2 separate regions of the Mus musculus genome follow, and region 1 is linked to region 2. A link is a loop called in an ENCODE intact Hi-C map of the cell type or tissue named here. Cell type or tissue: left cerebral cortex. All regions are shown on one strand.

Region 1 (2,500 bases), 240 kb after region 2:
CAGCCTCATAATACACTTCGATAGGGGGGGGGGGGAGAGAGTTCACTTACAATCTGATAATTTTACCAACTGAATGTTTCTAAAGAGCATTTCCCTTAAACAGAAAAGTAACTTCCCACGTGTTTCTCCAGCCTTCCAATCCCACTTGATCTTCCCCGGTAATAAACTGCGAAGCATCTCCTTTCCCCTCCTGGTAACGTCCAGGCTTCCGCACAGGGCACAGGTGGGACAGCTTGCACACTCACCACACCACCTGCCGCGTGGAAGGTTCCATGAGCTTTTCCAAAACACGTAAGCGCAAAGCCAGGTCAGGGCTAAACGATGGTTCCACACCATCCCCCGGGGTTGCGTCCTAAACTTTTTCCTTAAATACGTAGGCTTTCAGTGTTCGTTTGTCCTCGGAGACCAAAACACAAACGAGAACTGGTTGAACAAGCAAGGACGTGGGTTTTGGAACCCGATGGGAAAACGAGTAGCTAAAACAGATACTTGAGAGCCTTTCCACCTGAGCGACTGACAGGAGCCCACGGACGAGCCGCGGTCCCCAGAGCAGGCCGGCTGCGGGCGGCCATGGCGACCTCGGGGCCCGACGGGGGCCGCGAGGGGCCAACAGAGCAAAGCCGGCCCGCGCCGTGCTGCGACGCGCCTCCACCTCCTCCCGACCAGGCAGCCCGAGCTCCCGGCCGGGCCCAGGGCCCAGCCGCCAACCGGCCGTGCCCGGGACACCGGGGGTCTCCCGGGCAGGCGCCCTTTGTCCCGGGACTGCGGCGCCCAGGTCCGCCCCCGCCCGGCCCCGAGGGGCTACGACCCGGCGCCTCACCGTGATGTTGCAGTGAAGTGTGAGCGGCGGCGGCGGCGAAAGCGAGCTGCCCGGCGGTGGTGGCGGCGGCGGCACCAGGAACTGGCAGTGCAGCTCGTCCAGCTTCCAGCTGACGATGCGGAATCGCTCGTGGTTCTTGTCGAAGATGGACGCCAGGAACTTCAGCTCGGCCTTGAGCCCTGACACGGACATCTTCCCCTCATCTCCAGCGGGAGGGGTGAGGAAAGGGAGCCGGGGCCGGGAGCCGCCGTCACGGCCGCGACCGCCCCGCGGGGCCGGCCCGGGCCGCGCTCTCGCGGCTCCGCCTCTCCCCGCCGCCGCGACCCGCGTCCGAGCGCGGCTGGAAAATGGCGAGGAGCGCGAGGCCTCGGCGGGCGGGCGTGCGAGCGAGGGAGCGAGCGAGCGTGCGGGAGCCGGGCCGGCTGCTGCCTTTGTAACCGACTCCACCCGCAGGAGGCGGTGGCCCCGCGGCTTAAAAGGGCAACAGCGACGCCGCCCCCACCGCCGCCTGGGAGAGGGCTGCCCCCGCCCCGGCGCGCGCCCGCGAGCTCCGCGCGCGCTCCCGACCGCCCCCTCCTCTCATGACCCAGCCCCTTTCCGCCCCACACCGGGGCTCCGCGCCCAGCACCCGCCGCTCGCCCCGAGGATTTGGGCCGGCGGCACCGCACGAGGATGAACCTGAGCTCCCCTGCGCGCCTCTGCGCTGCACCGGGGCCTCTGGCCAGACACGTGCGCGGCCTATCGCGCCGGCCACGTCGGCTCGGGTAGGAAACGCGCGGGCCCCTGGAGGTTGCTCCTCCGCGTGGTTGTCCACCGGCCACCCACTCACCTGGCCTGGGCGCGGCCGGGATGGGGAGATGAGAGGTGTGCGCCTAGCACCTTCACGTATGTTGCTCTCGCTCCGCGCTGAACCACCCACCACTTTTCTAAGTGTGACTCCCGAAAGGTCCTTCTCTCCAGACTTGTACTCCCTCCTTCGCTCCCATTTGCCGAAGACGATGATAGAGCCTGCCAGCTTCTTCCCATCATCATTTCAATCTTTCACGTAAACATTTATGTGCTCGCGCTAATGTGGATACTCTGCGTCCTGAGTTTCTGCTGGACTTCCCAGAATGGACCATGTTTGTTGAAGTCACATCTCAAATGTGTCAGACTGATCCTTCCTGACCAACTAAGCTAAAGTAACCATGTAGATACCATGTATCCCTTTCCTAGGTTAACTTATTGCTTCTTTCTGTTGTCTCTGCTTAACACTGAAATCTCATTCAGAGAAGCACCCCTAGGATTGAGGGGAGGAAAAGCCTAATGACACCTGTGTCATTTAATAAATTCTTGCTCTTACCTGATTCCCCAGCACTTAACACAATTCTGGAATAACCTAGGTTCGTTCACAAATAACTAGAGGACTACATTTTTCCAGAGGCAAGACCAACTTTCTAGACATGTCACCTATGTAGTACCCAGGGTTCCTAGCTTAGTAAGGCTCCCGGGCCTGGTTTAGTGCCCTGCTGTCACCATCTTGAAATTCTTTTATTATTATTATTGGTTTGTTTTTGAGACAGGGTTTCACTATGTAGCCCTGGCTGTCCTAAAACGCACTCTCTGTAGACCAGTCTGGCCTCGAACTCACAGAGATCGGACTGTCTGCCTTCTGAATGCTGAGGTTAAAGGCCTGCACCA
Region 2 (2,500 bases):
CCTACAGTGAAGTCTGCTGGGATGCTGCTTCCTTCTGTAGTTAGAACCTTAGGAGAGGTCCACTCTCCCTGGGAAGGACTTTTAGCAATGGCGGGGGAGATCTCAAGGAGGAAGTGATGGTCAAGAAAGTTAAAGGCAGTGCCCATAGGTATCGGGAAGAAACACACAGACCTGCCTAGTTAGTACCAACATTCTCTTCAGGCCCAAAGGACACCAGGACATGGGCCAGGAACTGGCTTAGGGAGGAAGGGTTTCTCTTGCATGGTGGGCAGAGCTCACTAATCACCTAGCACCTGGGCAGATGCTGCTGGGGCAACCACTCCCCATGACAAGACCCATCTCCTGCCAAATCCCAAAGCATTGCAAAGCCAAGTCTACCTATCCTACTCTACTGCTGTGGCAGCTTAGCTGTGCCTGCCCAGAGCTTGGCATTCAGTCACCAGCTGCTCTCAGCCTGGGAGGAAATTCATGTTGGTCCCCGAGCTGCACAAGGAGATGGTATTTGTACCACAGCTGAGGTGAACCTCTTTTCTCCCAGTGACCCCACAGCACAGCAGTGACTTAAGAGACAAAGGAAGATACCTGCTGTAGGTAGATGACTCCAGGCAGAGAAGCCTGGAAGTGGGGGTTGGGATCAGCATCCAGGCCAGAGATTGCTGGAAAGTCCCAAGGTTTAAGCCATACCCCAGGTCCCTTATGAAGCCACCATTTCTGGGTTAGGCCCATGGTCTATAACTTCGTGAGGTGACTCCAAGGTGTGGACCATGGTTCTGCCTCTTCAGATGTGAGCACTCCTGGAGTTAGGGAAGCTAAATCGTCCCCAACACCCACTGAATTTGGGCCTGCATTTCAGGAGAACCCAGCTCAAGAGTGTTCTTGCAGGTGACAACTATTATGGAGGATGAACTGAGGGTGTATGTGGTGTGACAGAAGCTTGGGAGCAGGACAGAGAAGGTAACCAGGGCCACCAGGAAGGAGGCTTGCCTGTGCCTATGTTTTAACAAGAGAGACAGGGACGGGGCTGTACAACTCTAAAGTAACTTCCATCTGGGCTCCCTAGTGGGAATGGGAACCAGCGGTGAGGCAGAACCTGCAGGTTCCTGCCTGGCCCCAGGTTTAGAATTGGATCACTCCTTGTGAAATGCAAGTGACTCAGACATTCCAAGGAGAGTGTGTGTTCCCTCTCCGCGGAAAGGTATACTCCAAGAAGACGGTGTTTCCCGTTTTTATAACCCGGTTTGCGTGGTTAATAAAAGAACTGACTGGGCTGAAGCCCGGACACAGACTGGAAAATAACTTCTTTCAGGCAGCCTCAGCCCATCAAAGTCCCGGAGTGGTGTTATTCCTGAAGTTGCCACCAGAGGGCAGACGTGCCCCTATTTCCCAACATGTGCTACAAAAGCCAGGGGCAGCTCTGGGGAGGGCTTGGGCTGCCCAAATAGAGAATACCAACAGATGGGCCTGCTGGCAGGTGGTATTCCAGAGAAGTTCCGGCACCCCTCATGAGGCCTCAGAGGAGTCCGGGGGTGGAAAGCAGGTGAGCGCCGGTGCGGCTTCTGTTTTATATTCTTAGTTGTTTGGGGTAACAGTTTGAGAGAATAAATTCTAGAATATGAAAATGGAGTTTGGCAAATCCCCAAAGGCTCTTTTATGGGAGGTCAGGCCATAGGAGTGGCCTGGAAGGCAGGCAGGCAAGATCAGGTCAGGTAGTGGTCCCAAGCTTGACAAAGAAACAGCCTCATCTTAAAGGTGAAGTATGGACCAATCAGGGCCGGGCTTGCGTTGCTCCTTCAGGGCCAAGCCTCTTTCTCCCTACAACCCACTATGCACTCAGAGGAAACGTTGTCCTCCTGGTGTGAGCCTGTGGGGATGGTGGGGACTCTCCAGTTATCCTAAAAGGGTTCTTCACAGGCAATGAAGGTGGTTTCTCTAGTGTCCGGGACAGAAGACCTCGTTAGTTGCACATTTGGATTGTTGTCCATTAAGTTCCCAAAGAAAAGATCTGAGGGGAGGTCGGAATGAGTCTAGAAGTCTAGAGGTAGGGGCGACGGAGATGAAGATGAAGCCTGGAGCACCAGGCGTTTGCCCCCTGTCTGGCCTGCAGGGGGCTTCTCCCCCCCCCCCCCCCCGTGGCTCAGAAGATTCCTCGGAGCAAAGCTCTCCAATAATTGACAAAAACAATAACCATTTGCCACACACACCCCCCCCCCCCACGCCATAGACATAAAACTACAACTCTGCATTTAAGGTTTCAAGAGATGCAGAGACTCCTTGGCCCTCATGGAGACCCCCTGCCTAGCTTCTTAAACTTACTCTTAAGGGTCATTGTGCTTGTTAGTAGTTTTGTTAACCTAACCCAAGCTGGGGCCACCTTGAGAAAATGCCTCCATTATCCTGGCCTGTAGGCAAGTTTGGAGGGGCATCTTCTTGATTAACGAATGGCAGCCCACTATGGGTAGTGCTACCCCTGGACAGATGGTTCTGCCTTTAATCCTAGCCC

What was found. Peaks named below come from ENCODE experiments on the same cell type or tissue, not always from the same donor. Only the 100,000 strongest peaks of a DNase experiment are listed, where the experiment ranks them.
Region 1: it touches region 2 in a loop (3-fold over the local background); 8 of 42 quality-filtered maps call a loop at or near these places.

The regions. Positions count from the first base shown.
Region 1 is chr9:55,148,147-55,150,646 of GRCm38, reverse strand. Ube2q2 (ubiquitin-conjugating enzyme E2Q family member 2) reads right to left here and starts at 1,278. Exons shown (of 13, transcript NM_180600.3): 1 at 821-1,278. The coding sequence starts at 1,012. In left cerebral cortex, no CTCF peak of the experiment used is centred here; DNase peaks (open chromatin) are centred at 659, 964, 1,328, 1,648 and 1 more place; H3K4me3 peaks cover 1,985 bases; H3K27ac peaks cover 1,735 bases.
Region 2 is chr9:55,391,364-55,393,863 of GRCm38, reverse strand. The region is part of intron 3 of Tmem266 (transmembrane protein 266); the gene reads right to left. Among named protein-coding and RNA genes, the nearest start is that of Tmem266, 66 kb to the right of the region's middle. In left cerebral cortex, a CTCF peak has its summit at 1,350 (motif pointing right); a DNase peak (open chromatin) is centred at 1,379.